5 separate regions of the Homo sapiens genome follow, and regions 1, 3, 4 and 5 are each linked to region 2. Evidence: chromatin loops called from intact Hi-C (ENCODE). Cell type or tissue: endothelial cell of umbilical vein. All regions are shown on one strand. Region 1 overlaps LRRC8C (leucine rich repeat containing 8 VRAC subunit C). Region 2 has its middle 58 kb from the start of LRRC8D. Region 3 holds the start of LRRC8C (leucine rich repeat containing 8 VRAC subunit C). Region 4 has its middle 41 kb from the start of LRRC8B. Region 5 overlaps LRRC8C (leucine rich repeat containing 8 VRAC subunit C).

Region 1 (5,000 bases), 53 kb before region 2:
GTTCATTTTGATTTTTTTCTTCACTTCTCCCCCCAGTTTCTTCCCCCTTTTTCTCTCCCTCTTCCTACATAAAGGCACCACGTAACTCCATTCTCAAGCCTTTTTCCTCCAAAGGCAGCTGAGAGTTGTCCTTGAAAGAAAATGGCGGAATTGCTCCATGTGATAATGTGTGTGGATGAGCTGCTGGTGATGCACTGAACCTCAAGGCTTTGTAGAAGGGGATGCGGTTGGGCACTTTCTCCCTGCCCCTACTCCAAGCACTCTGTCTTAGTCCTGTACCAACAGCCTGGAACCCTACAACTATTCTTTTGAGATTTGTTTTGCAGCCTTTCTTTAAGGCTTGTTTTGCACCCTGATCTTTACATTACTGGGTAAAGAAAAAGAAACGTGAAGTATAGGTCTGATTAGGCAGACTTCTCAAAAGGATAGGACAGATAAAACAAAAATTTCCTAATTCTCACAGGCTGCTGTTACAAAGATATGGCAAAAACACTGTTTAACCTTTTGAAGAAGAAGAAGAAGATGACGAAGAAGAAGACAAAGAAGAAGAAGCTGCCTGCCTTATTTTTTTTCTTATTTTTCTCTTTGAAAATACTGATCCTTTTCCCAGTTCTTCCCCACATTGCAGTGTTCAGAAATACAGTCTCTATTTAACATGGAGGGTAACTTCCTCTCTCTTATAGCTATTGCACTGTTTAAATCTTCATACTGTTTACTGTTGGACCTCCTAACCTGGCTATTTATTTTTGTAGTCCTGGATTTGACAGCCAGCCCTCACATTCTTTTGGAATTCTACTCAGAGATGCCTCTCTGCAGGAGTCTTCTTGTGATGTGTTCCCTCAGCAACATGAGATGCTACTGTTCTTAGTAACTAGATTCCAGTATTTTTTTTTCTACTCAGCGCTCGTTTCTGGGTGATTAACAGCTTTTGGAAAATAGATTACTGTCTTTATTCTCCTGAGATTTGAGTAGGCACACTTCAAAAAATATCTTCATGAAGGAATGAAAGGGAAATATGAAGTCAAAAGAGTGAACAGAACTTCTGGAGATTGCCTGTGGCATAAGCCTCCTACGCTGGGCTGTTCTCTACAAAGCCATCCTAGCGGAAGCTAGGTGAAATGAGAAGAATGTGGGGAGTGGTGGAAGAACACTAGGCTGGAAAGAAAAGACAGGTTTAAATTCCTGTTCTGCCATTTCCTAGCTGCGTGAACTTGTGCAGGTCACTGAAGTTTTCTGAACCTTGGTCAGTTTCTTCTTCTGTAGAACGGAGAGAATGTGACCTACTTCTCCAGCATGGCAGATTCCAGCTAATTAGACATTTTTGTGCAAAATATAAAAACGCAGTTGCACTGTGTGGACATAACCCCAAGTGCACACAGCTGAGTGAGAGGTACACAAGCTAGATTTCAGCCTACACTTGCCCTTCACCTGGGCACCCTGGTACAGTGCATAACCTAAAATCCTGTACAGCAGCCAAGTTCCTTAAGTCCACCGTCTTCTTTCATTAGGAGCAAGCCCGGGGGAGGGTTCAGGCAGGGGTACAGAAATGGGGCCCACTTGGTTGCTTTGCAGGGACTTAGCACCTTAAGAAGATGCCTCCCTTTTTACCTTCTATTTAATCTTGCTTTTACCTGATTCCTCTGTGTTTTTTTGTTTTGTTTTGTTTTTTGTGTGTGGTTTTTTTTTGTTTGTTTTTTTTTTGTTTGAGACGGAGTCTCGCTCTGTCGCCCAGGCTGGAGTGCAGTGGCGCGATCTCGGCTCACTGCAAGCTCCGCCTCCCGGGTTCACGCCATTTTCCTGCCTCAGCCTCCCCAGTAGTTGGGACTACAGGCGCCCGCCACCGCGCCCGGCTAATTTTTTGTGTTTTCAGTAGAGACGGGGTTTCACCGTGTTAGCCAAGGTGGTCTGGATCTCCTGACCTCGTGATCCACCCGCCTTGGCCTCCCAAAATGCTGGGATTACAGGCGTGAGTCACGGCACCCAGCCTGTATTTTCATCATATCATTAACAATATCGTATTAACAATAGTTCAAGGGTGTCAGTCTTGAAGAATGTGCTCAAGGAAGCACATTCCTTTTCCCTGCTGATCTCTGGCCCCCTCCCTCTGCCTACTTCCCAAGTTGTTGGAGCATTAAATGAGATCATGAACAGGAAAGCATCTGGAACATGATCCCAAGCCCTTCTCTTTTATGTTTCTTCAAGATAGTCTAGTATTTGTCTAGGCTTTCTCCTGGTGGTTTTGTTTGTTTTTTATTCCAGGGGTTTCCAAAGTATGGTGCTTGAATCCCGAGAAATATGATGAATGCTCCATTGAGATGTGAAATAAAAGTGAAAACTTTTCTTTATATTTATTTTAAACATGAAATAAGTTAGCTTTTTGATTATTTGACATATTGATTGATGTGGATATGCAGTACCTATAGGAAGACATAAATATAGTGGGTAGGCATACTCAACATTTTCCTCTAAGTAATAGAAATGTTTGAAGACCACTGCTGAATTCTCACATCTCAGTAGCCACCAAATCCTCTAAATGCAATCACATTTGTTGTTCTTACCTGCATTCTTTTGATTTAAATAGTAAATAGTTGCCCCCCTGCTTTATCTTCCCAAGACAGAACTTTATAAATCTTGTGGTGAAACCTCCTCTCTTCCCGCAGCCTCATTTCTTGTTATCTGCATAGGACATGGCAAGCAGTAAGCCTTTTCTGTAAAATGTGACTTGTTTGTGCAAAATAATTTGTTAAGATAAAGTCAAATTGGGATCCCTCTGGCTTAATCCTAGACATTCAGGAAAATACGAATATGGGCTCTGGGTCTAGGTGATTCTGAGCTAGATGACATTAGGCAAGTTATTTACCTGAGTCCATGCCTCAGTCTCCTCATCTATAAAATGGAAATAATAAGAGTACTTGATGTCATCCGATTAAGATGGCAATTAATAGAATTAATGCCCATGACTTTATGAAAAGACGGTCAGCTGCATATTAAGCATAACAGAAGTTTGCTGCTGTCATCACTATAATCACCATCTTCATCTTCATCCCTAGAAGAGGTGTCCTGCACACCCAGACTGATACAACCCTGAACTAGAAGGACTATTGGCAATTTTGGATTCACTCCCTTTCTCAGAAAATATACACTGGTGGTCTTCCATGTACCAGACACTTTACTAAGTGTTGGGTGCTTCACTCTGTCATCAGCCTCATGCTTCTATATGGTAGGCTGCTAGTTCCCTTGTCACCAGCTCGTGGTCACCTTACTATGCTATAGCAGACCACTTTACAACGGGTTCAGTTTCTATGCCTATAATCAAGGTAAAGGACTTTGATGTTGCAAAATCACTAACCACTGCTGGTGCAGAATCACTAAACATTGTGGATTTTCAGCCATTTGACATTTTAAGGTACAAATAGACTTTCCCTGCGTTATTAATTCCACATGTCATTGCTGAATACTCTTTGGTTATTCTTCCTTTGAAATGTCAACTTTTTGTTCATAGAGTTCTACTAACATAGGCCTCCTCCTGAAGATGATTCGTCTAGGTTTATTCAATGTGTATTCTGTCACATCCTACCTTATCTTCAAAAAGGGTGCATTCATTCTCTCTTTCCCAAATTGCAATTTTTTGAGTCTGCTGGACATTCTTACAGCTTAATATTCTTTTCAACAAACTGAAACGTTGGTGGAAGGATGGTGGTTCTCAATGTAATATTTTGTGTGTAACGCTAGCAAATCTAAACAATTATTTTACTGTTGAACACTTCTGTATTTTTTTATCTCTCTCTGAAGGAAGAGTTTTTATAAAAGCTTAGCAAAATTTCCATTAAATTCATTCATATTGATCTATACATACAGTCTAGAATATGTGTAGAAAAAGAAGGGGAAAACAAGACAGGAATTCCTTTCATAGTTCCTCCTTCTTATCTTTCTGCTTCTCATACACAGACTGATACAATCTTTGAGGACATCTAACTCAAGATTGAGTCTGAGAAGATGATATACTTCCCAGACTGATGACTGATTCTCCCAGAATCCAGTGAGAGAATTGATAATTTTTTTTTTGAGACAAAATTTTGTTCTTGTCGCCCATGTTGGAGTGCAATGGCACGATCTCGGCTCACTGCAACCTCCACCTCCTGGGTTCAAGCAATTCTCCTGCCTCAACCTCCCAAGTACCTGGAATTACAGGTGCCTACCACCATGCCCAGCTAATTTTCGTATTTTTAGTAGAGACAGGGTTTCGCCATGTTGGCCAGGCTGGTTTCAAACTCCTGACCTCAGGTGATCCACCCGGCTTGGCCTCCCAAAGTGCTTGGATTACAGTTGTGAGCCACTGCGCCTGGCTGCTAATTTTTTAAAAATACATGAATGTTCCCTAAATATTTATTTTCTTGTGAGTTGTTCTATGACCTGAAAAAACACTGTTTTATGTCATAACTTAGACATGATGAACAAAGTCAGATATTTCATTTTTCCAATATATGAGCTAAGAATAAAATCTTGATGCTGGAATTGAACGTTGTATTCTCCAGGCAGAGGAAATGGACATTTATTGGATGTTACTGCTGCTTTCTTTGCAGTAATGACATTATGAAAGCTCTTTGAGTAATATAATTTGAAAATATTATTTCCATGTTTCAGGTCATGCAAGACAAGATAATCTGCCTTCCGAAAAGAGTGCAGCCTGCTCAGAACCACTCTTCCCTTTCGAATGTCTCTCAAGCAGTTGCCAGTACCACTCCACTGCCTCCACCTAAACCATCTCCTGCTAACCCCATCACTGTGGAAATGAAAGGCCTGAAGACAGATTTGGACCTTCAGCAGTACAGCTTTATAAATCAGATGTGTTATGAGCGAGCCCTCCACTGGTATGCCAAGTATTTCCCTTACCTTGTCCTCATCCATACCCTGGTCTTTATGCTCTGCAGTAACTTTTGGTTCAAATTCCCTGGTTCCAGCTCCAAAATAGAACATTTCATCTCCATTCTGGGGAAGTG
Region 2 (5,000 bases):
AGGGGAAAAGAACTGTTCTAGGAAACAGGAAGTGAGCACTCACCAGAAACCAAATCCAATCTTGGACTTCCAGCCTCCAGAACTGTGAGAATTAAATTGCTGTTGTTTATAAGTCATCCAGTTTACAGTGTTTTGTTATAGCAGCCTGAGCAAGCCAGACAAGGGCCCAAGGCCTCCATCAGCACCACGTTTTATGATATGTGTTCTGTGAACCATCTGACTTCGGATCTTAGAGGAGGAGGTAGCAGAGGGATTGGTAAAATGCCGATTCCCATGGACTGCTCCAGAAATTCTGATTCCATAGATTTGGGCAGGACCTGAGAAATCTGCATTTAAAACAAACTCCTTGAGAGACTTTTTTTATTATTATTAAAGTTTGAGAACTCCCACCATGGCCCAATCTACCAAATTATAAAGGAAGAGCATGCTGGGCATGGTGGCTCATGCCTGTAATCCCAGCACTTTAGGAGGCTGAGGCGGGTAGATCACTTGAGATCAGGAGTTCGAGACCAGCCTGGCCAACATCGTGAAACCCCATCTCTACTAATAATACAAAAATTAGCTGGGTGTGGTGGTACGCGCCTATAATCCCAGCTGCTTGGGAAGCTGAGGCAGGAGAATTGCTTGAACCCAGGAGGCAGAGCTTGCAGTGAGCTGAGATCGCACCACTGCACTCCAGCCTGGGCAACAGAGTGAGAGTCCATCTCAAACAAACAAACAAAAAAGAAGAGCAGCATTAGAAAGAAAACCTGTACTGGGACAGTTGTGCCCTAAAGGGGCAAGCAAAAAGAAAGGGAATAAAGACTAGCAACAACCCAGAAGTGCTGTGAACAACAGTTTCTAAGAAGTGACCATTCTCTGTATTTATTAGGATGTGAAAGAAATGAAGTTCCCTCTCTCACACACACATTCGAGAATACAAGTCTGAGGAGAACCTGCTCTGGGTGAAGAATTTTTTTTATAATTCTCATATTCATGCTCAAGGAGCATGCACTCCTAGGCATATATTCACAAGGGGCTATGAGAGCCCTGGAGAGACCAGGTACTCTGAGGGTAGGACACATACTTTAGCAACTTGGGGGACACATTCTCAAGCTGAAATGGTGTCTCTGGAGCCCATACGAGTTGTGCCTGTGGGGGCCCCACAGACAGGGACCCTTGGCATTGCTGATAATTGAAGGGTCTGCCACAGAGGTCTCTAACATGACTTTCTACCACCATCTTTCCTGCTCACTTGCACATCAATAGACACACAGGTATATTGAGCAGCAGCTCTTCCTCACCTTGTCATCAAACAGTCTGTTTCTGCCTTCACCATTTTGCATCTGACCTTTCACAGGTAGCAAGAGAAGAGTCTAAGGAGCAGCAGGCAACGTGCTGAAGTGCAGAGCCAGGTCAAGGCTGGGTTTGTCTGAGCAGCTGGTGAGTAAGAGAGCTGTGACCAGGGCTCTGAGAAATATGGACAGGGGCCAGCCTGACAAAGACAACAAAGAACTGCCCAGGGGAAGGTGAAGAAGGTAACTGTCAACCCTTCAAAAAGTGAAATGGCGTTAGTAAGATGAAGGCCAGCCCATAAGAGATGCCAGCCAAGATGGAATAATGCGCAGATTTTCATCTAAGGGTGGGAATGACCTGTCGGCCTGATCCAGGCACACTGGCTTCTGAGATTCCCTTCCTAGCCCTGCCCACACACCCCCCACCCGACGCCCTTTCCCCAGCCTAGGTCCCTGAGTTTCTCATTCGTTGCTCACTTGTGTCTATTGTATGTCTTCTTCGTCAAAATCGAGCAGGGACTAATTAGCGGTGAAAGCAGAGACTCCAGCTCATTTCCGTTCACCTCATTATTTGTTTCTCTTTTGGGCTGAAGCCAAACAACAATCAAACATTAACATTCCCCCTGCAGAGCGGGCACACGGACACATGGGAGCATGTTACACACACCACACCCTCACAGCGTGCACACATGCACATGCACACACACACACCTGCTCCACTGCTATTCGGCTGTGCGAGGTCTCTGCGGCCCCGCTGTCTCCGGGCATCTAGGGTAACATCTCTTTCCATTTCAGACCTGGGACTGGTCTGAAACTGTATAATGGAATGGCCCTGGGCAAGCAGGGAAAGGACGTTGGGAATTTCCGGAAGCACAATCCCCCTGGCCAGCACTGGTGTTAATTAAGGGCGCTGCTGGTGTTTTGCAGGCAGCTGTTTCCTCCTCCGGCCCTCCTGTTCCCCGGGCCGCCTGGGCACCGGCGCCTGCACTCTGGCATTCATTGCTCTACCGTAAGCCTTGTTTCTAGCCGTTTTCAATCAAGTGGGAGACTGTCCAAATTTCCGTCTCAATGAAAATCAACTGTTCTAAATCTAAGCTCCCATTAAGCGTTCCAGGGGCTGGCCTGACTTGGAATTTAAGCAGCAGCGCAGCCCTCCCTGGAGTGAGCGGCGGCCGGGGCTCCAGATAAGGCGGGCCTGCCTCCTAGTGGCCAAGGTGCTGCAGGGCAGCTCTGAGGGCTGGAGGGCTGCGCAGCCGCCACCCGAGGACACGGGGAGGAGGCACAGTAAGAGAATCCTTAGAGCCTAACGCCCCCTTCTCCGTCGCTCTCGAGCCGCTCCAGTCCCCAAGTCCCATCCCCTTTCCTTCCCCGACATCTCTCCTCGTTGCCTCACTCTGGCTCCGTCGAACTGCAGTGGTCTGTTAGCTGGACTCTATCTCCAGCTTCTGTATCGAATCCATGCACCTCGCTGCCAATTCGTCTTCCGGACGCTCGTTGTCAGTCCTCTGTGATCTCTAATTAAGGCTCTGCTGAGTCTCCTCTTTATCTATAGGGAGAATCCTCAAGCGGGGAGACACACCCTTCCTGCAGAGGCGTATCGCCAGCCACGACAAGGCGAGCCGCGTTTCTCCCCACACTCCCCAAAAAGGCGATGACCCTCCCCAGGCCGCGCTCACGCTGAACCCCTGTTGCTGAGCTGCAGTTCCTGGAGGTGTCCTGTCCTCAAATGTGGGGATGCGGGGAAAAGATTAAGAAGGTAAAAGTTCAAACCAGGCAAAAGTTCAAACCTCTTGGCACTCCACAATGTGGCCTCAAGCTTCCCTTCTAGCTTTAGTGCTAGAGTAGAATGAAATGAAGGGTTGGAATGCCAGGTGTGCTACGTTTTAGTCATGGAACTGTATGAAAGGTTCTAAATTCTAAATGTCTTTACAGGGTTGTCATGGAGACTAAAAGAGGTCGCCGGAGTATCAAATTTAGCACAATGCTTGCCACATAGTGAATGTTCAATAAATGGCAGCTGTCATTTTCCTTCCCCCGTTAGAAAGACAACTGGTTTGCTCACAGTTCTGATACCGGCCTTGAACTGAACTTTCCATCTCTGCACCTCGGCTTTTGACACCCTATTTGCCTGGAGCGTCCACTATCACCACTTTGGTTAAAGCTACTGTCACCTCCTGCAATAGACTAATTCATCTCCCTGCTCCTGCCCACAGTTATTTTTAATCTAGCCACCAGAATTTTTTTAAGTGTAAATCAGATTATGTCACTCATCTGCTCAAACCCCTATTGTAGCTCCCTATTTCACTCGGTGTAAAAGCCAAAGCACTCACCATGTCCTGGAGGCCCTACATGATCTGGCTCTTTTCCCCCTTCATGTTATTTCCCATACCTTTCTCCCTTGTTCACTCTGTTTCTTCCACAATGACCAATTGCTTTTGCTGGAAAGCACCAGCAATTTATTAATAGCCTTTGTGTTGGCTTTTCCCTCTACCTAGAATATTTTCCTCACATACCTGCATAGCTCTTTCGCTTACTTTTTCATGACTTTGTTCAGTTGTCACCTTCAAAAAAAAAAAAAAAAAAAAAAAGCCAGCCAGGCATGGCGGCTCATACCTGTAATCTCAGCACTTTGAGAGGTGAAGGCAGCAGACAGCTTGGGCCCAGGAGTTCCAGACCAGCCTGGGCAACACGGCAAAACCCCATCTCTACAAAAAATACAAAATATATTTTTCGTAGAGGACGGTGGCACACACCTATAGTCCTAGCTACTTGGGAGGCAGGAGGACTGCTTGAGCCTGGGAGGTTGAGGCTGCAGTGTGAGCCATGATCATGCCACTGCACTCCAGCCTGGGCAACAGAGCAAGACCCTGTCAAAAAAACAAATAAATAAAAGCCAATCCTGACCACATATTTAAAATTTCAAACTGCTCTACTTTCCCCCAGTACTTCCAATCCCCTTTATCTTGCCCAACTTCTCCTTTTCCATAGCACATACCATATTCCTTACTACCTTCTAAAATAATATATATAACAAAGCCAACCATTGGCAAATAAATCTCTCATAATTTGCTGATGGGAGTGTAACTTGGTACAACTACTTTGGAAATCTTTTAGAGAGTATCTACTAAAGCTAAAAATACTTTATTTTACTCTTGTATATAAATCCAACAAATTGCAAATCCAACAAAAAGGAGTACTTTTTGTCAGATTTATTTTGGTCGGTTCTGTAAATATAATATGTTATATAATATATAATAAGATATATACTTATATATTAGTCACCTACTCATATAGCTATATAATCATATAATTTATGATCTAATCATATCACATATAATAATCTTAATTACTTTAATCATTTCACTAAACTAGGAACAACCCAAATGTCAATCTACAGTAAAATGAATAAATTTTGATTTTTTTCAAACAATAAGTACACAGCACTAAAAAATAAGTTATTCATGGTATTCATTAACAACATGAATGAGTCCAGAATCTAATATTGAGCAAGAGAAGTTGGAAACCAAAAAGTACCTCCTATATGATTTAATTGATTTGAAGTTCAAGAAAGGCAAGACTTCAATGATAGAAGTCAGAATAGAGCTACTTATTTCTCTAATTGGGATATAACCTAATCTTTCTGAAAACAGGGAGAATATTCATCTTGCAGGACTGCTGTGAAAATTGCAGATAATATATATCTAACATCTAGTACCAAGTTCCTAG
Region 3 (5,000 bases), 130 kb before region 2:
TCCCATGAACTATGAACACCCTGAAGTCGGAGAATAAGCCTTGTACTTCTTTAAGACCCTCACTCAAGTTGACTGATTGCTAATTCTACCAGTCCTTTACAGAGAGCTTGCTAAGTGTGGATGTTAATGTGAATTAGGTGGACTGAGGTAAGATCACTAGATTTAAGGTTTACATGCTACAAAATAAGAAGAGGTGAACTAACCAGTGTAGCATAGTTTTTAGACTAGTGGCTTTCAAGCATTAATGTGCATGTGAATCACCTGCCTACACGTGAAGAACTACCCAGTTGATCCAATTAGAAGGCAGACACAAGAGTAGCCAAAAGTATTGCAATAAAGCAACTTGGGGTGGACTCAACTTGCAGGGGATTCAGATCCCAGGTTTCCAAACCTTTTTGCTATTCCTGGTTCTTTTGCTTTCAGTGAAGAGTAGTTAAGTACAATAGTAGCTCTCATTTACTGACTACTTACAAAGTGATTGGCACTGTTCTTGGTGCTTTGAGCATATTAGCTAATTCTCACAGCACCCTGTAGTACTATACCTATAGGGATGATAAGGGGATGTGGGTGGTGGGGAGGGGGCAGATAAAAAGAACAGTAAATTTCCTAAGTTTAAACTGGAAGAATAGGGATTTCATCCTGGTTCACCTGAGTACAAAGTCTAAGGTTCAATGATTCCTTGACACTGGGTAGCAAGGGAGCATTTCAGGGATGCCTAAGCTTGTGGTCAGGTGCCAACGGTACAAAGATAGAAGTATATCAGAGAGCCCTTGCAGAATAAGGCCCTCCACAGGAGGGTTGTGACCTTGGTACTTGCCTCACTGTGTTTAAATTCAGGTAAGGTAAGAGAATTGAAGAGGTAAAGCTACCTTAGAGAGTATTGCTGCATCTACCCTGGTGACTTACAAGGTACTTGAATTTTTTTTTTTCTAGCAAACTGCTAAAGTTAGCCTTTGCCTTTTTCCCAGAGACTCTCTAGGAATTTTTCCCATCTGCTGACTAGGAGGTAAGCCCGGACCTAAATTTTTGTCTTGTTGTAGGTTAATTAAGACTGGTGTTAGATTCAGCTCCTAAGGCCTAAGAGAATTTAAGGTTGTCTTCTGGGAAGGACACCCAACAGCAGCATTGGAATTGGAAAAAAAGTGTAGGATTTTGCTGAGTGAGCAGGGGGAAAGCAATGTAAAGCCCAAGAGAATATCTTTTGAACAAACGTCCTTTTCATTTTGGTTTAGAAATAGAAACGTGGTAAAAGGAGGCGACTGTTTTCTGAAGGCTTGTAGCACGAAAACAGGCCAACTGGCCAGCAACTAGTTGTCTATCAGTTTCTCTACTCACATACATCTGCCTTTTCCAGACTGCCAGCGCGGAGCACTAGTTTGACTTTGGGTGCTCTTCAAATAGCTGGCATTGATAAGGCATTCCCAGAAGACTGTGTTACTTAGTAATCTTGTCGGTACATTTTTTCACTGGGCAGAGATTTTCCAAACAGAGAGCTGCCAGCTTTCAAGACGTCAGAGTGCTTTTTCATCCTGAAATTGGGTGGGAAAATGGGGAGAAGAAAAGCACGGTTCAGATCAATCAATGAGAGAGAACCCCTCCCTCCATACTCGTTAAACAACAGGTGGTTTTGCTGTGCACCGTCAACTCCTTTATGCGGGAGCTGTAGGCGGGGCATTCCAACTGAGTCTCCCTGGAATCTGCCCCTTAGCCCGTATTGCAGGGGCGGTGCAGTTGGGGATTCCGGCCTGAAAGGAGACTTGGTTGTCAAGGGGCTCAAGGGCTTCATGATCCAAGGATATTGGGTTTTGCTTTTCTCCTTCTCCATCTTCCTCATTCTATCCCACCGTCCCCTCCCCACCCTTCTCTTAGGAGGCCTTCGCTTCTCCTGTGGAGGGGTTATCTTCATCCTGACCCTGGCCTTCGGAGGAGTTCCCAGAAGGGCTATTTTTAGTGGTGGCTGCTCCCCTCTAACTTACCCAGGGGAGGAGCTGCGGTGGCTGAGCCGACGCTGCGCGCACAGCCGCCTGTGGTTTTCCGCGCATTGTGAGGGATGAGGGGTGGAGGTGGTATTAGACGCAGCCGAATCCTCCCTCAGAGTCCGCCAGGTGGGCGTCTCAGGGGTGGGAGTGGCCGCGTCGTGAAGCGGAGAGAGGATTTCTCTCCTGGTCCTGGAGAAGGCCCCCGGCGGCCGGCGGCATCCCTCGCTGGCGAGTCCCGGGAGCGAGGTGGTCTCTGCAGGGGAGGAAGTTCCCGGGCGGCGCGGCCTGCGTCACAGCGGGGCTGGCACCGCGGAGTCGACTCGGCGGGCGGTGGCGACCCCGGGGCCGGGCGCTGGGCGGCGCTGGCTGCCGCTAGCCGGGCTGCGTGCGGGGCGGCGCTGGAGGCGGCTCCGTCCGCGGCCGGGGAGGCGGAGGGGAGGAGGGCTTGCGGGGCTGGGGCGTTAGCTGCGTCCCGGCTGGAAGCCCGCGAAGAGAAGTAGGAGGAAGGCGCCGCCGTGGCCGCGGCCGCAGTGCTCGGGCGCGACAAGCCATGAGCAGCGACCCCGCGGGCGACGCCGCCGTCCCTGGCAGCCGCTGAGCCCGACCCCCAGGCAGCTCGCCGCTCCCTAGCACCTTCTCCAGTCGACACTCTCGCGCCCGGAGGTAAGGGCGGGGGATCCGCGGAGGGATGGAGAGGGGCAGCCCGCAGAGGGCCACCCGCTCGGTCCGCTGTGCGCGCCGGACCGGGACTCGCCCCGCCTCACTCGCGTCCTTGCTTCCCCCCGGCTCTCAGACAGGCAGAATGTGGTTGCCCGCCCGGCGTGTGGTGCTGGGAACCTTCCGCTACTGCGGCTCAGGAGCCCGCCAACCCCTACCCCACCCAATCCGCGCTAGCCCGAGCGGCCGCGCGAGGATCTCAGCCTGGCGCCCAACGCCGCGCCGCAGCGGCAGGTCCTGCAGACTGGGCGCGGGGGTGGGGGGGCGGTCCGCGAGGGGAAATGCGTCCGTGGCCGGGGCGATCGTTGTTCTTTCCTACCTCGAAAATCTCTGAGACCCCGGGGCCAGTCCTTTCCGGTCTATCACCCCCCTGCCACCTCCGAACCCTTGAAGTTAGCACTTTTGGGCAGGGAAAGGAATTGGAAGGTTTCTCGAAGAAACGTGAGAGCACCGTGTGCTCACCTGCAGGACAGGAGGGAAGGGGTTCAGCTTGATCGGGCGGGCCCCAGAAGCCAGGTGTTTAGGCCAGCGGTTGAGGCCAAAACCGCTGCCTTCATCCCACGCCTAGGCTCGCTGATCTTTCCCTTTCCAGCTGGTTCCCACCAATGAGATGATTAGGGATGGAGTTAGCAACTCAGGAGCCTTAGATGTGTTCTGTGGACACGAATGCCTTTCTTTTCTCCCTCAGCCGGTTCTTCCCTCCCCAACCCCCACGCCTGCCCGGTATACAGCAAAGTCCAAACAGTTTCTTCCAAACCTCGCATCCTCCGTAGTTTTGCAACAGCCGGACACCTAGCCCGCATCCTAATGCGGATATTTCAGAGTATTACGGCTAAACTTCCCTTGGTTTCAAATTCCTTAAACATGTTAAAGCCTCAGCAAACGTTAGGAAACATTTTCAGGTTCCCATCCTCAAAGTAAAAAATAAGAACCAATCCATCTTTGTTGGAGTGCCGGTGTTTGGCACGGGGAGGCTTGAATTACCTCCATTTAAAGCAGCCTTTGAAGGAAGGAATAGGTAAAGGAAATCGCAGCCGTTTGTAAGTCACATACTTCTTTCGCGGTAGTGTGAGAAACGTAGCCTTAACCAACAGTCACATTTCCCGACAGGTATGTGATGGTTTCCCAAAGCATCGATGAGGCTTCAGCGTGGGCAGGTCATTAAGATGCCATTTAGACGAAAAAGGAGTAAAAGTGGAGTAGTCCTCTTGGTTAGCACAATGCTGCAAAATCGCCAGAGCCAATAATTTTTATACATTTATAAATTCTGTTTATTTTTAAATAATTTGTTGAAAACCCAAAACGTAATCTGAGCTGCATAAAACTCGCTCAATTCATAAACAATGTGTTGAGTGTGTAAACAAACATTAAATGTATACAGCTCTAGTCTAGGATATTTGCATTTCTTGTGACTTGCTTTAACAGGGAAGGCCAAGGCTATAATTGGTTTGCTTTACTCTGGAGTGATTAAGTTCTGTCTTGGGGTCAGTTTGTTTCCTTTGAGGGGGATGTAGGGCAGTTTTGCAAAGATGGATATTTGCCATGGTTCACATAATAGATTGGGCACAGACAGGACCCATCAACCCAACAATTGTATCAGAGATACCAAGTATATTTAACAATTTTCTTATTAATAAAATCAAGCCTTTATTAATAGTACTAATCTATTATTTCTCAGATTAAGCACTTTAATGAAATGTATTTTTAAAAGGGAATGCTTTTAGTGAAAATAATGCATTAGGAGCTGTAAGATAAATGAATGAAAATGTTGCACTTTATTTCCATGAAGTTTATCTTTTAAAAAACAATACAAAGTTAGAAATATGTTTAACTCCCAAGTGTTCAATTTTTACCAAATTGTTATGATTTTTAATACTCTATAGTATTATTAAGTTATAGTCACCTATGACATTATAATAGAGCGAGCCTAAGTTTAAAATGAAATGAGGTGGAAACTATATTTATTTTGCCAAGAATTGTGTTAATGATTTAATATGGTACATTGCTATAACATAATCTAGCTGCATGCTAGATACCTAATACACATTATCTCAGGTTCTTACAATGAACCCCTAAGGTAAATGGTGCCATCCACATTTTACATAAGAAGGAAGTTCAGAGTTTCTGATTTGGCTGAAGACTATGCAGCTAAGTTAGTGCCTGAATGAAGCCAAGCCTCCTTAGTCTTAATGATATACTTTTTTTTATTATCCAAAGCTGCTTATTTATTTTTTCTATATAAATTTGTTGTTAACTCACCATAGTGACTATATGAGGAAACAGAGATTGTAAAGTTTTCTGCCC
Region 4 (5,000 bases), 280 kb before region 2:
CCATATTAACCTGGATTTCATTGTCCATGTCATTATCAGCATTTTGCACAAAGCCATTCAACAAGTCTCTAGGAAGTTCCAAACTTTCCCACATTTTTCTGTCTTATTCTGAGCCCTCCAAACTGTTCCAACCTCTGCGTGTTACCCAGTTCCAAAGTCACTTTCACATTTTTGGGTATCTTTTCAGCAGCGCCCACTCTACTGGTACCAATTTACTGTAGGAGTCCATTGTCCTGCTGCTGATAAAGACATACCCAAGACCGGGCACAGTCGTGGTGGAAGGCAAAAGTCACATCTCACCTGGTGGCAGACAAGAGAATAGAATGAGAGGCAAGCAAAAGATTTCCCCTTATAAAACCATTAGATATCATGATACTCATTCAGTACCATGAGAACAGTATAGAGGAAACTGCTCCCATTAATCAATTACCTCCCACTTGGTCCCTCCCACAACATAAGGGAATTAGGGGAGCTAGCATTCAAGATGATATTTGGGTGGGGACACAGCCAAACCATATCAAAATATAAATGGATTAAGTGTCCCAAATGAAAAACAAAGATTATCATACTGGATAATATTACAAACCTATCTATATTCTGCTTACAAGAGACACACTGTAAAATATTAGAATGAAATGTTGAAATTAAAATAATAGAAAAATGATATACCATAAAAATTTTAACCAAAAAAAACTGGTACAGGTATATTAATATTAGAAACTAGGCTTTGAAACAGAGAGCATTTTTTAAAGATAAAGAGGCTATATATGCCGAACATGATGGAACACTATAGAGCAATTAAAATGGAAGAACTGTAGCTCATCACAACATAGATGAATCTCTCAAACATAATGATGTACGAAAGAAACCAAATGCTAAAGAATACATACTGTGTGGTTCCATTCGTATAAAGATTAAAAGCTGCCAAAATGGCACAAGAAGTCAGAATAATGTGTTCCGGGATTTTGTGCAGGGTCTTTAGTTGTAGCTGACTTCTTGTCTTTAGTTTCTCAGAGGAGTATGTTACCAAGTATTTCTGGTGTTGAAGCTTTGGTATGTGATTCAGTAGGTGGCACTGATAGTTTATTGAGCTGAACACATAATTTATTCATTTTCTGGATTGACATATTTAATTCTAATTTTTTCCATTTTAAAAATAGGAATATAAAAAAGCAGGTCTTTATTTTGTTTATTATGCTTCCACAGTGGAAAGTAGGAGTTGGTAAAAATTATTTTGAGTTGACAAAGTGTGATGATGATATGTAGCACCTGCTGTGATAATCTTAGAAACCTATTAGTAAATGAGCATATTACGGACATCTAAGTTAGATGTTTAGGAAGTGCCTCTTTCATCAACATCACAAATCACTATCAGATAGTGTTACTTTTCTAATTATATTATTGGCTTCTGATATATATTAATATAAGTTGCTTCACCTCAATATGACAATTGAATGATTTATGAAATTATTGAGATTTTATTAATAAATATATATCTCCAAGTAATATCTCTCCAAGGTCATAATTTTGTCAACATACATAATCAGGCATTTCTTATATTTCTGCTTGTAATAATCATACATTGGGACAAAATGAAAAGGAAACAAGCCTTGAGTTCTATACAGACTCTAGTACAAGGAAGAAACAGTAACAATCTCCAACCACTCGGTGATGATAAGGATGTCTTGATGTCTTGATTCCTACTGCTGGTAAGCACATAAAGCAGATAAATTCATGATAAATAAGGTTCCCACTTCTAATGAGTTTCTTGTGGGAGGAAGAAAGCAGTGAGAAACAATCCTTTATTTTTGATGTAACTCTAGAAGAGGAATCTGTGAGAAACAGAATTTCTATAAGTAGATGAACTCTGGCCACAAGAGGGCGATACGAGGCTTGAAGCACACTGATTCCAAGGCTGTGAGATCTATGGCCACACAGTCAGTACTACAATAGAAATCACTAACATCACCTTAATCACTAGCTGCATCCATTCCAAATCCTGTGCAATGTTCTGCCCTTGTCCAAGAAGGATAAAAGGGGTACTCAGTGGCAGTTCTTTTTCCTGCTTCTTGATTGTACTTAATAATAGATTTCTTCCATGTTCTTAATAATAGAACAGATTTCTTCCAATTCAAACAGCCCATATATTAGGGAAAATTGAATAAGCTCTTTATTCCATCCTCAATTCTCCTAGTAAACTTCATTCTGTTCCTACCAGAATAACATGACAACAGAACTGTTCTAGAACCATTCCAGCCTTTTACGCCATTGAATGCTATCTATATTTATTAGGCTAATACTAATTAGTTGACTAATACTAGTCTAATAGTTAATACTAGTCTAATGCTATTAGACTAATACTAGTACTACTAGACTAATACTAAGACTAATATTCTGCTCTACATCTATATGAAAAATAAAATAAAGGGAGAATGAAAATGAAAGTTGGCAAGGTTCTGTAACAATTACATACATCTCTAAGAAGTACAACTATATTATGTCTGTAATAATATTTAATGGCAGCTTTTTATTTTATAAATTTATAAATGTTCTCTATAAAATACTTATTTAGGTTGGAATGGATTGACTTTTCAAAGTTAACTAGAAGTCAACAAAAAGGAAGTATATATAATGACAAGGTAGATGATGAAAACCCTTTGACCGCATATTTAACCACACATCTGAAGACACTTTAAGATAAAGCCATCAGCAAGAGTTGCCCATTTTCACTGCTATGGCAAAAAGAGGCTAATTGATGTCAATGGTTTATAACTTAGCCACAGATGCAAGATATTTTCCTTTTCACCTGAGCTATAGCATAAAATTTAATGACTTCTTCCTTTAGTGCCTTCATATAATACTACTACTTAATTGTTTACTTCTGGGGGAAGTTGGGTTACCGTAAGATATTTTATACATAAAATTTTATATTTTACATCTTAAAGTCACACTGAAAAACAAAGAAGTTAAAACTATCTAAGACTATTTTCTTAAGTCAGCATGTTGCCTGTGGTGGTTTGGAAAGTATGTCCACAAATTATTTGACTCTCCTCCCTTTAAGAGGTATAGCCTAATTCCCCTCCCCTTGAGTATAGGTTGGTTTTAATGACTAATTCCTAACAATTTGAATACACTGAAAGTAACAATATTCACTTCTAAGACTAGGTTATTACAAATCTACAGCTTTTACCCTTGGAATCTGCTTTCTTTGTCCCTGGGGGAAGCCATGTCATGAGCCTTATGGAGAGGCTGATGTGAAGAGGAACTGAAGCCTCCTGCCAACAGCCATAGCTGTCAGTCAAGCAGCTCCTCCAGACTCAGTTAAGACTCAGATGGCAACAGCCCTGGAAGATACCTTGACTGAAGCCACATGAGAAACCTTGAACCACAACTATCCACCTAAGCCTCTCTCATATTCCTGACCCGCAGAAACTATGAGACAATAAATATTTATTGTTTTCAGCTTATATATTTTAGATAATTTTTACACAGCAATAAATGAGGAACATATTGACATATGCTGAATTGGATGGACACATTTCACAGAAGCTTAAGCAAACAACAGACTGGGCCCCTCTTGTTTTTTCAGATGTTTAACAAAAAGATGTTACAAAAATAGACTACATGCTTTTTCTAGTACTACTGCTGTCGCTCTATGACTGTTCATGGCTAACAAAACAAAAGGTACAATTTAATTCGAAAGTTCTCTTAGCTTAACTTTATTTTTTTATCCATATAATAAATTAAGATTCTTCAAGGACTATGAGGGCAACAAATCCCACAGAGGAACACAGAGTTCACCTTCCTATCTAATAGACTGACAAAAATTTATGATTCTAGGTCATTTTAACAGCCCATGTGGGGAGACGGTACTGCCAGACATGGAGCATGATAGAACTGACGACTAGTGCTTATAAATCCTTTTGTTTTAAGAGTGGTTTTTAAATCATTTTTACTAGTTTTCATCTTTATTAGTTAAGATAATTGGTGTTTTTCCCATTTTACTGATAAAGAGCCTGGGAAAGAGGAATACTACATTCCTAAGCCAATCAAATATCATGAGAGTCTAAGTAGAAATCCATATCTCTTTAATTTAGATTAATAAGCATTTATTGAGTTTCCACAATATTCTAGACACTGTGCTAGGCACAGGAGGTACAAATAAAAATAAATATATCTCATTTTCTCCAGAAGCTTAAAATCTAGTAAATTTAAAAGCAAATGGTAAGAGCTATGATAGTAGCAATATATAAAGTACAGTGGAAGCAACGAGGAGGAGCACTTATCATATTCTCTTATGATCAGGGGATGATACCTGGGCTTCAGTTTCTAATGATGAATAAGGATACTTATTTTTCCTATTTCTTTTGTATGCCAAGGAACTCTAAATTACCTGTATCCTAATTCTCATTTGTTTATGAGAACCTTTTCGATTGATCTATTTTGTTGTATGATAGGATTTCAAAGAGGAATTTTTGTCTCACACATCAAGATACAGTAGATACTGAATCCCAAAGTGATTGTCAGACTCTATATAAATTTTCAAATAAAATTATGAGAACCAGTTTTGATACATTTAAAACCTGTCATCCACATCGAAGACATAAAAGGTTGAGAACAGACACAGAGGGTAGAATTACAAACTTACCTCTTGAAAAGAGCTTTGTCCTTCAATTAGGTCTAGGAAGTGTTTCAGGAGACCCTTGAAGACCTTAATCAGTGCTGCCTGCAGTTAGGGAGCACACTGGACTGGTGTGGAACACAAATCTGAGCTCTCTGTGGCAGGATGCTGTGACTGTTTGCCTGAGGGATCCAGAGAGAGACATCCAAGACATTTGCTGGTTTTACAGGAAATGGGATCTGGGAGGATCTCTACCTGGAATCATTATGGCAGTGAGCCTGCCAGGTTAACCAGAGCTTTGGGTAGATGGCAGGAGGATTCTAGCAGAGTCTGGGCTTGGCATGGGCTGTGTAAAATCCAGAAGCTAAGTGGGGAGTGG
Region 5 (5,000 bases), 71 kb before region 2:
GAGGCAAAGGTTGCAGTGAGCCAAGATCGCACCATTGCACTGCAGCCTGGGTGACAAAGCAAGACTCCGTCTCAAAAAAAAAAAGAGAGAAATCAAGGATGACTAAGATTTTTAGACCTCAGCAACTAGAAAAGTTTGTTTGTAAACATGTTAGGTTTGTGATATATGTTAAACATCAACGTGGAGATATTAAGTAATCAGTTGGATGTAAAACCCAGGAGTTTGGGGTTAGTGATGGTCATTTTCAGGAGGAACGAGGTGAAGATCCAGGATCTAGGTGGAAGGATTATCCCTGATTTGGGTGGAGGAGGCATCATCCACCAGAATGGGAATGATAGCTACAGATACATTTTTATTTGGTAGGGAGACAGAAAGACAGGCGTCTGTGCCTTATGGCTTGTTGTTTCTCTGTGATGGAGAAAACAACATTTACTGAGAGGTTGTGAGGGTGAGGAATGCAGTAGGAATTGGCAATAAGGAAGGTAGTAGAGCAGGGGTCTCAAGGAGAAGGTTAGATTTGGGGTGGCTAGCTTGGGAAATAGTAGAGGAAGGTGACATAGATTAGCGGGAGCACTATCAACCTGTCTTTATTACTGTGCCATGGCTCAGAGCGCTGCTGCAGGATCTGCCTAACAAGCACACGGAATTGTTTCTCTTGTTTACACATTCCATGGCAGGATGAAAAGAGAAAGAACACAGAAAATCTTTTAGAATAAATAGTTAACTTGCAATGAAATGAATGAAAATAAGAGTGTACCTATGAAAATGTCTATAATGAGCATCATTTAGGAGATGTGCCTGCGGTAAGTTCAGGAGGGAATTCAAGCACAAGCTAAACCTCTTTTCCTGTGTGCTGGTCAGAATCATCTTCCTGCAGCACAGCCCCACAGTGTCTCTCTACAGTCCAGAAGGCTTTTGGGCTCCCCGCTGACCAGCCTTCTCAGCACCACCACTCTTACCTCGCACAATCAGTGGCTCCTGCTCAGACAGGTTAACTAACCTGGGCCCTTCACACATAGGCCTTTTTCATCTCTTCAGCCGTTAAAAAGAAATCTGATGCCAGTTGACTGGGTACAAGAAGTGTTGTCTGAGATGACAAGGTTCTGAGAAAAAGTGAGATGCCAAAAGAAATATTGCTTCAGAATATGAAGGCTGCAGGGCACAGAATTCATACGGGGTGGACTACTCAATTCAACAAACAATCCTGTGCATCAGCAATATATCAGACACTCTGTGGGGTGTTAGATGCTAAAAGAAAAACAGCACAGCCCATGCCTTCAGATTGCTAATTGTCTGAAGACCATAGAAACACATAAGCAATGTTTTCCAATATGTAAATGCCTTAATGGTGCCTCAAGAGCATCAAATATGATGTTGTCATCTCAGTCACTGGAAGTGAGGGACTCAAGAAGATAATTGAGTGAAGTCTCAAAGAATGAATATACAAAACCAAAATATATATTTTAATAAGACGCATGAAGGGGAAAACTCAGCATTAACAGAATATTTAGTGTGATCATTTTACAAAGCCCTCATGGATTGGCACAGTGACCGGAGGGCCCAGATGGCATTTTTCGGAGAGGGTGGGGTCAGGGATATTAAACATCCTGCAATCGGTGGGACATTCCCACACAGCAGAATTGTTTTATCCAGAATGCTAATAGCACATCCATGGAGTAACACTGGCAAGAGAACCTGTGCTAGAATCTGTATGTACTTTATTTAGTTCCCAGAACAAACCTGTGAAAGTAGATTAGTCCCATTTTTCAGATGAGAATTCCAAAGTGTAGAAGGTTAGATAACTTGCCCCAAAGCCAAGAGGGATGCAGCTGAGATTCCAATCTTAGGCTGATTCTCCATGAGGCGTCTGTCACCCCTGTGCACACTGCTATCAAATATTATGGAACCATCACAATTGCACAGATTGTGAGGGCAAGGTTTGGCTTATAAAACAGGATTTTCAGTGTAAAAGCAAGTACAAAATGATAAAAAGAGAAAATCGTTACAAAAAGTATCAATTTTATGAATTATAAATTAAAATTTTAAGGGGCATTCACTATATACCTGCTATTTAAAAAGAAAAATTTGCACTCTATAGTGAGCATTAACAAAACAAGAAAGAATGCATGGTACAAATTATCAAAGTAAAACTACCTAGGATCCATATAACAAATTAATGTTCCATAGGGGAAGAATTTAAGCTCTTATTTTAGCTCTGCTATGATAATCCACTAAAAATGGCTTAATGACTGATAACTTTATAAACAAAGGATTCTCTGTGAAGCTCAAGTTCCTTTCTCATTCCCAAGGCGATGTTAAAATTGTTAAAATATATTTTTATGTCTTGATTTTCCACTTGTAAATTGAAAGTGTATCATTCTTTCTGATCTTATTTACAAAGCAAGTTAACTCCTATATTGGAATACATGACAAGGCAAAATCTAAGGTGAAGTTAGAAGAACACTCTTTGATGATAAAATAGTAATCCAACAGCTTTTAGAGTAACTATTTTGTAAGTTGCTTTTTTCATGTCAAGTTAACAGTTGATATCTGTTTACTCCTAAAAGATTGTATTCATATAGGTTCAACACTACTCAGCTTGGAAAATACTGGGGGATTAAGGAGATTATTTTCTATCAAGGGGATGTTGATTCTTTCTTGCACTTATGTAAAAGGATTAGAACCAGCACTTTTGCCTTACTTGTCTGACAAATATTTATTCATTTCTGAGCAAGTAGCTCTTTTCAAGGCTGCCATGAAATAAGAGCATGTATAAAGAGCATTCCTTAGATTACATCAATCCACATAAGAACAAATATAAACTCACTATAAGCCAGGAGAGTGTAGGAGTATATGTGTCTGTCCTATTCCTGTACAGTCATACACCCTCAAGGACCAATAGTGTAAACACCCAACTTTGTGCTATAAACAACACTATTCAAAAACTCAACACATTCAACAAAATAGACCATATCCTGAAAGGTCAACACGTTGCTTCCTGGAAAAATAAGATTGCTTTAGATCTCTGCTCAGTGACTCCAGGTTATCTTATTATGACCAAATCCAAAACAGCCCATGGGCAGACCGTTACCAAATATAGAATTAGCAGTTAGAAACCAGAAACAGGAACTGGAAGATGCAAGCCCCCTGGAAGCCCTAGGGGACCTGCCTTGTGATTGTGACATAGAAAAGACATTTCCTGCTTTCTGAATTTGGAGGGGAAAAAAGAATTATTTCAATGACAAAGCCACCTACAAAAAAATCCTGGAAGATTTAACCCAATCACTAGGAGCGAAGTGGCCAGCAGGGTCACACTATCAAAAAGGTTAGGACATGTGAGTTTTTTGGTTAGAGCTGATCCCCGCTTTGATTTTTAGGGCATACTGAAATTAATTTCTACTTCTCTGATTTAGAGCCATCAATGTCAGCTCCATGACAAATGACCTTCAGGTGAAAATGCTCATAGGCAGTTCACTGGAAAGTACAGGCAATCAGAATTATAGATTCCAGAATGATATCAGAAGACTTCATTTTGACAATGTGCCCTGAATTCTTGCTTCTACTCCCCCCATGCAGTCATCTGCTGTATACTGTCTGGGATTTCTAGTAGATCTTTTTCTTTGGCCAAATTTGAATTTTATAGATAGAAGCCCAGAAATTCTTACTTAGAATCAGTAATACTGATTACATCAGAATACTGATGAAATCACAGATAGAAGTGAAGGCTTAAAATCAAGACCTCATCTCAGATATGTTCCTTTTCTTTTATCTTTTCTTCCTTTTTTTTTTTTTTTTTTTTTTTTTTTTTGAGACAGAGTCTCACTCTGTCACCCAGGCTGGAGTGCAGAGGCGCGGTCTCGGCTCACTGCAACCTCTGCCTCCCAGTTCAAGCAATTCTCATACCTCAGCCACCTGAGTAGCTGGGTTTACAAGCATGCACCACCACACCCAGCTAATTTTTGTATTTTTAGTGGAGACAGAGTTTAACCATTTTGGCCAGGTTGGTCTTGAACTCCTGGCCTAGAGTGATCCACCCACCTCAGCCTTCCAAAGTGCTGGGATTACAGGTGTGAGCTACTGCACCGGCCCAGTTGTATAAAGTTTCCATGTACCCACCTTACATCTCCGTTCTACTAGGGTCTTTGGGGAATATAAAACAAAAATTATTTAGATAGTGAAAATAATTGTAAAGAGCAACCTTTGTCATCTCTGTGGGGATGGTAGTGAATGGTGTGAAAGAAACACTATTTCAAAACCTCTGTTACATCTAGTATCAAAAATATGCCTTAGTTGGGACCTTCTTTTTATGGTGGTTTATTTGAACTGACACTTTTGATCTTCCCTAGAATTTTACTTCTTGTCATCTATCACCTTGACAATTTTATGTGGACTGAATTCCAATTTTATGTGGACTGTATACAGGGTGGTTATAGGAATACAGGAATAAATTATATTCCAGGGAGAAAAAAGTGATATGGTGTATTACAGAAGATAAGACTTGTGGGGCATGGTAACATTCTACAGATGTCCACTTGGGGGTTTCTAGCAAACAAGGACTTTCAGCTCTGCTTCATTTTGTTTCGTTTGTTTTGTTATTTTGGAGACGAGTTCTCACTCTGTTGCGCAGGCTGCTTTGAAACTCCTGGGCTCTAGTGATCTTCCTGCCTCAGCTTCCTGAGTAGCTGGGATTACAGGTGCGTGACACCATGCCCAGCTTCTTTTTTTTTTTTTTTTTTTTTTGAGATGGAGTCTCACTCTGTCACCCAGGCTGGAATGTGTGCATTGGCATGATCTCACTGCAACTCCACTTCCCGGGTTCAAGTGGTTCTCCTGCCTCAGCTTCCCTAGTAGTTGAGATTACATCCATGCACCACCACACCCAGCTAATTTTTGTATTTTTAGTAGAGACGGGCTTTCACCATGTTGGCCAGAATGGTCTCAAACTTCTGACCTCAAGTGATCCACCCGCCTCAGCCTCCCAAAGTGCTGGGAGCCCAGCC

Evidence for each region. A loop is a pair of places that touch in the nucleus more often than their neighbours do. Peaks named below come from ENCODE experiments on the same cell type or tissue, not always from the same donor. Only the 100,000 strongest peaks of a DNase experiment are listed, where the experiment ranks them.
Region 1: it touches region 2 in a loop (9-fold over the local background); 35 of 110 quality-filtered maps call a loop at or near these places.
Region 3: a loop joins it to region 2, with 13 times the contacts of the local background. A loop is called at or near these places in 98 of 110 quality-filtered maps.
Region 4: a loop joins it to region 2, with 11 times the contacts of the local background. A loop is called at or near these places in 94 of 110 quality-filtered maps.
Region 5: a loop joins it to region 2, with 7 times the contacts of the local background. A loop is called at or near these places in 20 of 110 quality-filtered maps.

Annotation. Positions count from the first base shown.
Region 1 is chr1:89,708,065-89,713,064 of GRCh38, forward strand. It overlaps LRRC8C (leucine rich repeat containing 8 VRAC subunit C), which reads left to right. Exons shown (of 3, transcript NM_032270.5): 3 at 4,645-5,000. Among named protein-coding and RNA genes, the nearest start is that of LRRC8C, 77 kb to the left of the region's middle. In endothelial cell of umbilical vein, no CTCF peak of the experiment used is centred here; a DNase peak (open chromatin) is centred at 2,127; H3K27ac peaks cover 3,026 bases.
Region 2 is chr1:89,760,664-89,765,663 of GRCh38, forward strand. No RefSeq gene overlaps it. Among named protein-coding and RNA genes, the nearest start is that of LRRC8D, 58 kb to the right of the region's middle. RefSeq lists an enhancer at 2,071-2,571. In endothelial cell of umbilical vein, a CTCF peak has its summit at 2,476 (motif pointing left); DNase peaks (open chromatin) are centred at 58, 1,448 and 2,288; H3K4me3 peaks cover 1,061 bases; H3K27ac peaks cover 1,787 bases.
Region 3 is chr1:89,630,681-89,635,680 of GRCh38, forward strand. LRRC8C (leucine rich repeat containing 8 VRAC subunit C) reads left to right here and starts at 2,440. Exons shown (of 3, transcript NM_032270.5): 1 at 2,440-2,642. LRRC8C-DT (LRRC8C divergent transcript) reads right to left here and starts at 2,214. Exons shown (of 3, transcript NR_033981.1): 1 at 1,977-2,214; 2 at 1,336-1,529. RefSeq lists a silencer at 2,242-2,901 and enhancers at 3,282-3,331, 3,362-3,411. In endothelial cell of umbilical vein, a CTCF peak has its summit at 2,327; DNase peaks (open chromatin) are centred at 2,341 and 3,481; H3K4me3 peaks cover 3,287 bases; H3K27ac peaks cover 3,415 bases.
Region 4 is chr1:89,481,564-89,486,563 of GRCh38, forward strand. No RefSeq gene overlaps it. Among named protein-coding and RNA genes, the nearest start is that of LRRC8B, 41 kb to the right of the region's middle. In endothelial cell of umbilical vein, a CTCF peak has its summit at 1,880 (motif pointing right); a DNase peak (open chromatin) is centred at 1,878; H3K27me3 peaks cover 342 bases.
Region 5 is chr1:89,689,868-89,694,867 of GRCh38, forward strand. All of the region lies in intron 2 of LRRC8C (leucine rich repeat containing 8 VRAC subunit C), which reads left to right. Among named protein-coding and RNA genes, the nearest start is that of LRRC8C, 59 kb to the left of the region's middle. In endothelial cell of umbilical vein, no CTCF peak of the experiment used is centred here; a DNase peak (open chromatin) is centred at 2,984; H3K27ac peaks cover 2,075 bases.